Regions from separate parts of the Homo sapiens genome. Here all the other regions are linked to region 3. A link is a contact called in ENCODE Hi-C or POLR2A ChIA-PET data. All regions are on one chromosome and are shown on one strand. Each heading gives the region's core, a stretch centred on a gene start or an enhancer-like site at or near the end of the contact. The rest is flanking DNA. Distances are from core to core; before and after follow the strand shown. Region 1 holds the start of HDLBP-AS1 (HDLBP antisense RNA 1). Region 2 overlaps SEPTIN2 (septin 2). Region 3 holds the start of MTERF4 (mitochondrial transcription termination factor 4).

Region 1 (4,128 bases), core at 759-3,258, 170 kb after region 3:
ACCCTTCAGAAGCCAAGTCCAGCCGGACCCTATACTGAAAGGAGTCTCAACATAAGGGAACCTACTCCTGTGTCTGAGGGAGACCCTGGAGCAGAGCCTCTCATGTTCCTCAGGCGTGCACAGACCCTCAGGCAGCCAGGTAAGGCAGAAGGCAGACCTCCAGAAAACTCCAGACTGGTTTGACAGGCTATACTGGGTCCCTAGCCTCCAGATTCCAAGTGGCAGTTTGTCAGAGCGTGTAACGAATGGTTCACAACTAGAGACACATTTAACATCTAGGGTTCTGGTATCATCAAACAACATTTTGTTTTTCTTCTAAACAACTCAAAAACCTGTTTTCGAAGACTGCGTTTTAAGCAAGCATTTGATGACCCACATGTAAATGCAGACCCTGTCCCCACCTGAAATTCTGGGTGAGATTTTCTTAAAAGTCAGTCTCATTCTCCTTCTGTGCTCCCAATCCAGTGAGGCACAGCCCAGGGGTCCACCTGCCTCTGGTTCAACAAAGCAGCACCTAAGAAGCTGACCCTACAGCCCCATGTCCACCCCGCACTGCTACGCCCTGCTCCTGGCTCTGCCTTCACAGACAACACCCACGAGGGTTTAATCCTGTTCCATGTGGATCTTTCAGCAACCCCAGGACAGCGCCAGGCAACTCCACTTGCTATCTGAAGTTCCCAGGATACCTTGGGCAGGCCTAGATACCCAAGAACAGAGGCTAACATCGGGTATCTCAGATTCTCACTGGATCTAACAGTACTGTCCAAATCAGGATTGAAAGGAACCTCAGATATTAATCTAATCCCATTTCTTAATACCACCAGGGACAGGAAATTCATGGCCTTCTCAGGGCCCGGGTCCACCCCTGCATGGCTGTAAACGCTCCACCTCAAGTTATGACAAAATCTACAACTTCTTTCCCCTTTCTGGCCATGGAGAACAAGTCCGCTCTCCTCCAAGGCTCCTTCTGGTAGGTGAGCCCTATCTCCTGTCTCCTTCAGTCCCTCCCATATGGCCCCAGTCCCTTCGTGATTCTGGCTCTCCCAACTACTTTTCCCATAGGAAGCTCGGATCAATCAGTGTCCAGGTCCACCTAATGTAAACCTCAAACTATACTGAACCTGGACTTTTAATTTTGTTTCCCAGAGTGCAAACATCCAAAGCAAAAAAGGTCACATCTCAGAATTTAACTTTCAGCAAACAGAACTAGAACTAAAGGAAGGAGGGCAGGAACCAAGACCCCTTTCCGCCCTAATACGTGTAGAGCAAAACGTGGAGTCCTGACAGAGCTGTGTGTTGCGTGGGAAACCTGGTGCTTACAAGTTTAGCACAAGTCTAACAGGTTTCTGACAGCAACAAAAAAGGCTTCACATGAGGGGTTCTACTTTTTTGCTTTTAAACGAGGAAGTAATTAAGTTGATTCCCTTGTGATAAGTTTTGCCAACTACATATTCAAGGGGCAACAGTCTTCGAAGAGAATTATCAGTAATACTCCAGGAAGAATTTCATTTCAGCCTCAGTTAATGAGACCCGCAAGTGCTTTAAAGCACCAGACAGGACCGGGTATGGAGGGCACCAAAAAAGCCTCCGGCTGAAACCCAGACTTCTCCTCTTCCAAAACTAAAATTACTCAAGACCACAAACCAAAGTTCAGAATGGGAAAATAAAATCCTGATCCACTCAGAGATCACAAGATCGAAATCTAGGAGAGACCACAGGCGACTGGCGAGCAGAAGGCAGGCTCCGCTCCGCACTTCTCACCAAGTTCTGGAAGTCGGCACCCATCCTGCATGGAGGAACTTTCGCAGATGCCACCTCAGCACGGCCCTCCCACAGGCCACGAGGGCCCGCGGGCGGGGACAGGCTTAAAGGGACAGCAACCCCTCGGCCTCCCCGCCTTTCATCCAAATTCGGTACTTTTCCGTAATGTATTTTTCATCCACGACCCTGGGGCACGTCCAAGTTGCACTCCAGGCCCAAGAAGAGCAGCTTTCCCCACCCCCGAACACGTAGACTGACGCGGGCCCCGCGCGGCAGGTGGAGGTGCTGCGGGGGCCCCGCCGCCCGGTCTGCGCCCAGACCCCCGCCCCGCCGCCACCTGGGGGGAAGGACCCCGCTGGCCTCCCAGGGACCCCCACCCTGGCCGCACACGGCGCCCCCGCCGGAGCGGGGGAGGGGAGGGCCGGCCCCGCCAACGTCAGCGACCTGGGCTCAGGTCGGCCGCCCCTCCGCGCCGTGCGGCCACGGCACCAGGGGTGCCCCACCGAAGCCCCGGGAGGAGGCGGGGGAGCCCAGCTTGCAGCCAAGAGCGGCCCAGCGGCGCCACCGGACTTGAGAAAGTTTGTGCGCGCCCCTCCGCGCCACGGCCACGCGCAGAAGAGACTCGGAGCCGGCCCCAGGTCTGGCCCGGAACCGCCACGCGCGGTAAGCAGGACACCCGCGGGCGGGGGCCGCAGCCTGGGGCCCGGGTGGGGGCCGCGGCACCCGGGCCCCTCCCCCTCCGCGGCCTCCACGTCAGCAGCCACCCCCCACCCCCCCGCCCGGCAGCCCGCCCGCCCCGTCCGCCCGCCCGCCCAGGCCTCCCAGCCCCGTGTTGCGCGCTCACTCGTGGGCCCCCGCCCGCTGGTCCTGCCGCTGGCTTACTCGCCCCCCGCGCGGGAGAAGCCGGGACGCTCCGAGGCGCGGCGCCCGGGCCCCGGCTGCTATATAGGGCGGCGGCCCAATCCCGCCTGGACACGTCAGCGCCCGCCCGCCCCGCCGCTGGGGTCCCCGCCGCCCCGGGCCGCCCAGCACCCGGGAGGCCCACCCAACTGCAGGCGTGGTTCTGCATCCTTTTTTCGGGTGGGGAAGGCGGTGCCGAGGAGTTGGGAAATTAATCACCTCCAGAAAGCAGAGGGAGCGCGCCCCGCAAGAACCCGAGTGGAAACAACCGAAGACCAGAAAGGGAGCAGGAAGGACGGCTGCTCTGGAAGCAGATGTCACCAGTACCGCCCACCTCCCCAAAATCAGAAGAAAAACCTCAAAGGATGCCCACCACATCGTAAACGGATGGCCACACTGGCACGAGGTCCTACAGCGCAGTGAGGCTCCCAGGCGGCTCCAGGGCTTTCATTCCCTCATTCCTGCGTGCCTATTCCTTATGTCCCTCACTTTTATAAACTATCCCCACCCGATTCCTTGGCAATCAACTTAATCTCCCCCCCAAAATGTAAAATCCCCTTCCTTTAAAGCGTGTATTACTTATGGCTCCATCTCTACATAGATGTATACACGCAAAAGAACCGGTGTGTGGCCTCTGAGCCCACGGTGGATACGCAGGACTGGGCGGAACGGAATCCCTACTCTCGGGGTCTCCACCCTCCGGGAAGGACTTGTCACTTCTGCATCCATTGTGTTTACTAAGTGATAACTGCCACTGTTTCTTTTAAGGGTATAAAGGGAGTCGAGCAATCTGTAGAGATGTCAGTCTGAACCTCTGGCAAAGTCGCAGGTCAACAGAATCCTGCATAGGGCACAGGATCAACTACAGGTATCTGGGGACAAGACCGTCCCACACAGGGGAAGAGGTAGGGGCACACCCAGCCTTACCCAGGGAATGGGGTCAGGTCCGCACAGCCTGCAGCCAGGCCACGGGTGCTGTTGAGGATGGTGGGAGCTGGGTGGGGGCTGCAAGCAGCAGAAGGCAGGATCAGACGTGTTTTTTTTTTTTTCGTGGAACACTGACACTAAGTGGCAGGGGAGGGGAGGGCAGGGGAGGCCTACTATAGTTCAGTCTAAAGATGACAATGGCTTGCATTATGGTGGGCATAATGGAGGAAATAAATGGCCAGATTTGGTATATATTCAGAAAGAAGCACCAAGAAGTTCCTTATTGACCAGAAGAGGGGTGTAAAAGAAGTTAAGAAAGACACAGGTTCTTGGCCTGAGTGACTGGGAAGAGCTGCCCTCACTGAGGTGGGTAAAATTCAAGGAAGACTGGATGGATAAGGGGGTGTGATGCCCTGACTGGGCAGGTGGGGAAGTGGAGCAGGCAACTGTATGTGCAAGGTCAGGGGAAAAGCCTAGGAGCCAGCAGAAATACCATGCACTTCATGACACCACCTAGGGAGGGGAGCAGAATCACAGAAG
Region 2 (3,725 bases), core at 852-3,351, 230 kb after region 3:
CTCCATGCAGAATTGAGACCTAGATGATCATCTGCAATGAAGCAGTGGGATTTGTGCTTCCTTCAAATGTAAAATTTAATTTTTGGTATTTTGCATCTTTTTTGAAGTTAAATTTCAAATATTCAGAATATGTAGTCACAGTAGTTCAAGAGAGATTCTCACCTCATTGAAAGCTTACATGGATATGTGTCACCTGAATTAGTCGTGTGAACTCAACAAAGTGAGCGGGAAAGTTGCCCGACATATGACAGTTGCCAGTGCTGGGAAACGGGGATGGATTTAAAGCAGGAAGAAGACAAGGTGGCAGAAGGGGGAGGTTGCAGAGTGAGGGTGTGCATGTGAGCCCACCAGACCACAGGCCCTGTCCTGCTCACACGTTTCTGCAGCTCGGGAAGCACAAGGGTTGTTGACACTATGGGATAGATATGTTCAGTTTTCTGAAAATGTGGTGAGTTTAGTGACTAGCAGAACTGATAATTGAAAACCTGCTTTGCATTCTATTTGTCAAAAATAAAAACCAACCTCTAAAGTACATTCCTCACATTTGTGAACAGTTATGTTTCTAATTATATGATGTTCAAGTTCTGTAGTCTCATAGACCTGGATTCAAATCTTGGCCCTGCTCTGGATAGTACTCTGACCTTGGGCAAATTAGAGTTTCTTTGAGTACCCTCAAAGATCATACTGCAAACATAGTAGTACTGTAGGTACTAAACACAGAATGATGTTTGTGAGGTACTTAGCCCAGTACCAGGCCTTATGTAAACACTTAACCGATTGAATGGTGTCATATGAATAAGGTCATGACAAGGTTTTTCTTTTTATTTAAAGGTGAATCAGGTCTAGGAAAATCGACTCTCATAAACAGCCTATTCCTAACTGATCTGTACCCAGAAAGAGTCATACCTGGAGCAGCAGGTAAAAACATTCTTATGTTACTGTAAGTGTAATTCTACATGAAAGATGCTGAAGACTGCCTAATTAATATTTTATGTCTTAGCTGTGTGTTTTGTTTGTTCTTGTTCAGCTTTGAACACAAGGAAAACACTTTTATGGGGTAGGTGTGCTGCACCGAGGTCCTTGGATTTGGGTTGTAGACTTTCTTTGACACGTATCCATGGATCCATCCTCTCTTGAGTTTGTCTGTAAAATGTAATAAGTAGTTTCTGCCTATATTAAATATTTGATGGAAGGATTAAGTGAGAATGTTTTACATCAAAAATGCTGTGTAACTAGAAGATTACTAGGATAGATGTTCGAATTCATCTACTGTCAGAAAGTTCCAGCACAGGACACCAGCATCCACAAATGACTGTTGAATGAAATAGGCACACATAGTGAGAGCCTAAGACTTGGGCTGCTGCAAGAATATGTAGCCCTTTCAGAATATTTTTGAATTCAGTTTTTAAATGAATTCGTAAATTGCTTTCTTTTTCCCAGGAACAGAAATTATAATTTTTAACATTTGTGTTTTTAACCTTCCCCAGTAGCACAATAATCTTAGCTTTAACCTTCCCCTTTCTGACTTCTCTGGGATCTTTTTTTCTTAATCCCCATGGTATCTTTGGAGAACCTACCTCTGTAGAGAGGCAGTAGACTCTGAAGTCACCTGTCGTAAGAACGTGAGCTTTCCTCTTCACATGCTGCTTATATTCCCTATTAAGTTTGTTTCTTTTCTAGAAAAAATTGAAAGAACTGTCCAGATTGAGGCTTCAACTGTTGAAATTGAAGAGCGAGGGGTCAAGCTACGCCTGACAGTGGTAGATACCCCTGGCTATGGTGACGCTATCAACTGCAGAGATTGGTATGCTCCCCCATGCCCAGGGATCTGCATTTGTTTACTTAATATACTTCATAAATTTATAGATAGTGTTAATGAGTGATTATTAAGTTTGGGATTGCTGTATATAATAAAACACCTAGACAATTTAAAGCGTGTTAAATGTTGACTTTTTAAATAAGGAATTTTATAGAGAGTAATTTTTTTCTGGTACTCTACTGTAATTTGAGATCGCAAAGCCAGTCATCCATAGACTGCTAGTATAAATGAAACACCTGGATTTGAGCCGTGGTTGGTGACCGAGATACTGTAGTACATCCTTTCTATGTGGAAGGAAGTGAAACCTGTTAGAGAGTGGGTTGAGTCGTAGTGTCTGTAAATGACTGCTCATTGGCATCATTTTCACAAATAAGGAAATGAAGAAGTAGAAGATAGAGCAGTCTGTCACCTGTACCGTGCAAAGAATGCCACTTTTGTTGTACAAACTCCCTCCTGGTTCTATTCCTGTCAACATAAAGCATCAGGTTTCCACCACTAGATGAAAAGGGGAAGGTTCTGTTATCTTTCTCCTACATTTAGGAATTTCTCCCTTCTTACATGTGAAAGTGCTGTACTGTTTCCCAGCTCAGTTAAATGCTGTTTCCCAGCTCAGATAAACCTGTTCTTGACCCATGTTCTCTACCACCCTGTTCCTCTGCCCCTTTTCACAGTCACGTTCCTGAAAAGAATTGGCAGCCCTGGCTGGGTGCGATGGCTCATGCCTGTAATCCCAGCACTTTGGGAGGCTGAGGTGGGCTGATCACAAGGTCAGGAGTTCGAGACCAGCCTGGCCAACATGGTGAAACCCTGTCTCTACTAAAAATACAAAAATTAGCCGGGCGTGGTGGCGTGTGCCTATAATCCCAGCTACTTGGGAGGCTGAGGCAGGAGAATCGCTTGAACCCTGGAAGCAGAGGTTGCAGTGAGCCGAGATCACGCCACTGCACTCCAGCCTGGGCAACAGTGCAAGACTCAGTCTCAAAAAAAAAAAGAACGAATTGGCAGCCCTGTCTACACTGGCCCTCTCTCAGGTGCATCATAACCTATTCCATTCAGGCTTTTGACTCTCAGCACTTAGGGGCAGTTATGCTTGGCATAGTTTCCAAAAACTTCCATTTGCCAAATCTAAAAGTCAGTCTTCTGTTCTCATCTTGAAAATGAATTATTAAATTATGTATATTTGGGCGGAGGCACTTGTTTTCCCTTTGAAGTCAGGGACCCCCTGTTTTATACCCTATGATTATTGTTAATGTTTCTGTTTCTCTCAGTTTTAAGACAATTATCTCCTATATTGATGAGCAATTTGAGAGGTACCTGCATGACGAGAGCGGCTTGAACAGGCGGCACATCATTGATAATAGGGTGCATTGTTGCTTTTACTTTATTTCACCTTTTGGACATGGGTAAGTAATTGTTTATCGTGGAGAAATGCTTTACTACATGGGTTTGTAAGTTTTACCCAAACTGTGTATTTTAATATAAGAATTAAGATAATTTGAGAGAGAAGAGTTTTGTATGTATTTTTTTTAAATAAGTGACAATTCTAAAATTAATTTTAGACTTAAGCCCTTAGATGTGGCGTTTATGAAGGCAATACACAACAAGGTGAATATTGTGCCTGTCATTGCAAAAGCTGACACTCTCACCCTGAAGGAACGGGAGCGGCTGAAGAAAAGGGTGAGTGAGGCTGGCGTCCTGCCCTCCCTCTGGGTGCGACTCGGGGGCATGGGGATGAAGAAAGGAGTGTGTTCCCACGCTCAGTCTGCTCAGGTGTCGGGAGGCAGGGCGGGAGAATTTTTCCTGCATTTTAGTGGTGGTTTTCAAGGAGAACCTGATGGTTACAAATTTTAATTTTTGCCTTCATGAAGGTATCAAATTTCTATTCTTTAAATTCTCCTTATATTTA
Region 3 (3,825 bases), core at 1-2,500:
ATGGAAGACAATTTTTCCACAGACTGGTGAGGGGTTTCAGGATGATTCAAGCATATTACATTTGTTGTGCACTTTATTTCTGTTATTTTCACGTTGTAATATAAGATGAAATAATTATACAACTCACCATAATGTAGAATCACTGGGAGCCCTGAGCTTGTTTTCCTACAACCAGGAGGTGCCATCTGGGGTTGATGGGAAACAGTGACAGATCATCGGGCATCAGATTCTCATAAGGAGCGCAACCTGGACCCCTCAAAGGCGCAGTTCACAATAGGGTTCGCGCTCCAGTGAGAATCTAAGGCGGCTGGTCTGACAGGAGGCGGAGCTCAGGCGGTAATGCCAGCGAAGGGAGCGGCTGTAAATACAGTCTGGCTGGCTCACTTGCCGCTCACCTCCTGCTGTGCAGCCTGGTTCCTAATAGGCAAGGGACGGTACCGGGGGTTGGGGAACCCCTGCTCTAAAACCTTCACATCGGTCCCAACCCCTTCTCCAGCGTCATCGATTGTCGCCCTGGGGCCACCCTGCCAAGCCCAAGCTCTGGCTGCTCTCCAGCCTCCCCTGTCCAGATGCTCCCTCCGCCAGGAACACCTGGCAGTCGCTGGGGTCAGCGGGCGCGGCCCGTGGAACTGGGCTCAAGCCTAAAGACCTCTATGCTGATTCCGCTTCCTCTTAATGAAAAGTACATGTTATCTTCCTTGTGAAGTTCAAACTCTTGTTCAACAGTCAACTCAGGCCGGGCGCGGTGGCTCACGCCTGTAATCCCAGCACTTTGGGAGTTCGAGGCGGGTGGATCACCTGAGGCCAGAAGTTACAGACCAGACTGGCCAACACGGTGAAACCCCGTCTCTACTAAAAATACAAAAATTAGCCAGGCATGGTGGCGGGCGCCTGTAATCCCAGCTACTTGGGAGGCTGAAGCAGTAGAATTGCTTGAACCCGGGAGGCGGAGGTTGCAGTGAGCCGAGATCGCGCCATTGCACTCCAGCCTGGAGACAGAGCGAGACTTTGTCTCAAAAAAAAAAAATGTCAACTCTATATCCCACAATAATTGAGCAGAGCCACGGGTCCAGGATGCCAAAACCAGGTCAGCGTGCACGGACCTCCGGGAGGGCTCCACGACCTGGCCGTGAAACACTCGGCGGCCGCGGTTCCTCTGCGTCGCTGCCCGCCCGCCTGCGACCCGGAGAAGCCCGCGCGCCCAGCTCGAGCTTACCTGACGGCCGAACGCAGCCATAGCGCGGAGAAGATGGCAGCAGTTACGGCGCCGGAAGCAGCGGTCCTCCCCCGTCCTTCACTTCCGGCCCCCGGTCCGTCACCGACGCCGTTCCCAGCGCCAGCGCGGTGTGGTGGATCGTGATTCCGGCCCGGAGCTGTGCTGAGCGTTCACGGCCCCGCGGGGCTCAGGTGTCCCGGGGCCGCCCCTTAGAAAGCCGGAAGGCCGGAGTCGCGCCCGTCACCGTGCCGCCGCCTCTGCCGCGGCCTCAGCCTTCGGGGGCCTCGGTGTCCGGTTGTTCCCGTTGCACTGCCGTGTCCCGTTTCGCAGAGCTCTGGGCCGCGTGAACGAATGGGTCGTCCTGGCCCATACTTGTGTTTCAGATGACCTGAGAATTCCTCTCAAGAGTACAGGTAGAGGGGAACTGGTTCCTTGCTTCGGGAACTTCACCCGAGAGCGCAGAAATCCTTCCCGAGGCAGGAAAAATGGATTCCGTTCCATGTAGAGATATTTAAGATTTTATTGTGTAAAAATCTGTATTCAGCGTGAACACCGGGGCCACCTACGCACAAAAAGAAGTCTTTACCGCTTTTCTTTCTTTTTACTCTCAGCCAGTGGAAGATGAGAATTTGCCGTTTTTAAAAGACCCAAGTAAAATGACAGGAATTACGGCACATTTCCCTTTATAAGCAAGAGCCTTCCCAACTTCGAGGTCTGGTTCCCTCTTAGGATGAAATATAGTAAAGTTTTAGCCCAATGTGTATTCATTCTTAAATTTCCTCTCTCGACCTAAGAGCGTAGGCATCTTTCACAAGGTGATGCTTGTGAAGAATAAAAAGGTGTGCTTTCTCAGCTGCCTAAATCCTGCCACCAAAGCCTTAATTTATAAGCATTTCTTGTTTTATCTACTTCATTCTGGACTGACATAAAGGATTTGATTCTTGCATGGGCACACATTTACATATCTGCTTTGCGCCAGGCATGGAGTGGGGTGCCAAACAATTTATGTAAAACTGTCTTTTGACAAAAGGATTATGTCAAAGAAAAGGAAGGTTCTAATCCGTGTAGAAACTAAAGAATTGGTTGCTTTGGCAGAGTGCAGTGGCCCACGCCTGTAATCCCAGCACTGTGAGAGGCTGAGGTGGGGGGGATTGCCTGGGCTCAGGAGTTCAAGACCAACCTGAGCAACATAGGAAAATCCTGTCTCTACAAAAAATAAAAAATTAGCCGGGAGTAGTGGCGTGCACCTGTAGTCCCAGCTACTCAGGAGCCTGAAGTGGGAGGATCACTTGAGTCCAGGAGGTTGAGGCTGCAGTGAGCCATGATTGCACCACTGCACTCCAGCCTGCGTAACAGAGCAAGACCTTGTCTCAAAAAACAAAAGGAAAAAAAAAATTGGTTGCCTTTGTTGTTTTTTATAATGTAATTTTCTTCTCAAAATACTCAACTGTCAACATCTCACAATAAATTGTGTTAATGCTACACCAAAAGCCTAAGAAAATCCCATGAGCCACCCCAACTCCCTGGAAAGAATCAAGGAACCTGAACAGTTTGTCTAGCTCTAGAAATAAAATGACAGCTGGGACATGGGGATTACTATGAAAAATTGACATGAGCCCGGGTGTGGTGGCTCACGCCTGTAATCCCAGCACTTTGGGAGGCCGAGGTGGGCAGATCACCTGAGGTCAGGGGTTTGAGACCAGCCTGGAAAACATGGTGAAACCCCATCTCTACTAAAAATACAAAAATTAGCCAGGCATGGTGGTGGGCACCTGTAGTGTCAGCTACTCAGGAGGCTGAGGCAGGAGAATCACTTGAACCTGGGAGGCGGAGGTTGCAGTGAGCCAAGATCACGCCATTGTACTGCAGCCTGGGCAACAAAAGCGAAAGTACTTCTCAAAAAAAAAAAAAAAAAATTTGACATCACCTTCAGTCTTGTGTGAAAACTTTGCTCTCTCGAACCATACTTTAAAAATATGCAGTGGGTTGGGCACGGTGGCTCATGCTTGTAATCCCAGCACTTTGAGAGGCTGAGATGGGTGGATCACCTGAGGTCAGGAGTTCGAGACCAGCCTGGCCAATATAGTGAAACCCTGCCTCTACTAAAAATACAAAAATTAGCCAGGTAACGTGATAACGCACACTTGTAATCCCAGCTACTCGGGAGGCTGAGGCAGGAGAATTGCTTGAACCCAGGGAACGGAGGTTGCAGTGAGCCGAGATTGCACCATTGCACTCCAGCCTGGGTGACAGAGCAAGATTCCATCTTAAAAAAAAAAAAAAAAATGGAGTGGAAAAATTGTCAGCCTCAGCCTCAGAACTTTCCTCTCTGGGTTCTTTCTGCAAAGAACGTTTGCAAAATACCAGACCTTCCACTGCCATGAAGTCAGATGAGCTTTAATTATTTTTTCTTATAAAGAAGTAACAGTTCTTAGAAAGCTCAGACTATGCATTCTCAACCCATTAAACACCTGTCTGCAAACACCATTGTGGCCGAACGCAGTGGCTCATGCCTGTAATCCCAACATTTTGGGAGGCCGAGGCGGGCGGATCATGAGGTCAGGAGTTTGAGACCAGCCTGGCCAACATAGTGAAACCTCGTCTCTACT

The links. A loop is a pair of places that touch in the nucleus more often than their neighbours do. ChIA-PET counts read pairs that join two places held with the same protein, here RNA polymerase II (POLR2A). Pooled maps may share reads with other maps.
Region 1: a map of sigmoid colon shows a loop between it and region 3 (3-fold over the local background). The contact joins the promoter of HDLBP-AS1 here to the promoter of MTERF4 in region 3. A Hi-C loop is called at or near these places in 3 of 168 maps with a recorded cell type or tissue (gastrocnemius medialis, prostate gland and sigmoid colon), 3 of 37 single-sample maps with no recorded cell type and 15 of 50 pooled maps. POLR2A ChIA-PET finds 5 or more read pairs at or near these places in 6 of 52 experiments (MCF 10A, PC-9, T-cell and 2 more).
Region 2: a pooled map shows a loop between it and region 3 (2.8-fold over the local background). The contact joins the enhancer-like site here to the promoter of MTERF4 in region 3. A Hi-C loop is called at or near these places in 2 of 37 single-sample maps with no recorded cell type and 2 of 50 pooled maps. POLR2A ChIA-PET finds 5 or more read pairs at or near these places in 2 of 52 experiments (activated T-cell and activated naive CD4-positive, alpha-beta T cell).

What each region holds. Positions count from the first base shown.
Region 1 is chr2:241,270,156-241,274,283 of GRCh38, forward strand. It overlaps HDLBP-AS1 (HDLBP antisense RNA 1), which reads left to right and starts at 2,009. Exons shown (of 2, transcript NR_168372.1): 1 at 2,009-3,529; 2 at 3,848-4,128. The region is part of intron 1 of HDLBP (high density lipoprotein binding protein); the gene reads right to left. RefSeq lists an enhancer at 1,823-1,902 and silencers at 2,043-2,352, 2,623-2,902.
Region 2 is chr2:241,334,295-241,338,019 of GRCh38, forward strand. It overlaps SEPTIN2 (septin 2), which reads left to right. Exons shown (of 13, transcript NM_004404.5): 4 at 832-918; 5 at 1,681-1,804; 6 at 3,088-3,222; 7 at 3,379-3,496. Among named protein-coding and RNA genes, the nearest start is that of FARP2, 20 kb to the right of the region's middle. Within about 2 kb of position 2,102, at least 2 of the 41 ENCODE cell types and tissues checked have a DNase peak (open chromatin) inside an H3K27ac peak, as active enhancers do.
Region 3 is chr2:241,101,037-241,104,861 of GRCh38, forward strand. It overlaps MTERF4 (mitochondrial transcription termination factor 4), which reads right to left and starts at 1,251. Exons shown (of 4, transcript NM_182501.4): 1 at 1,217-1,251. The coding sequence starts at 1,237. RefSeq lists enhancers at 498-1,037, 1,038-1,577.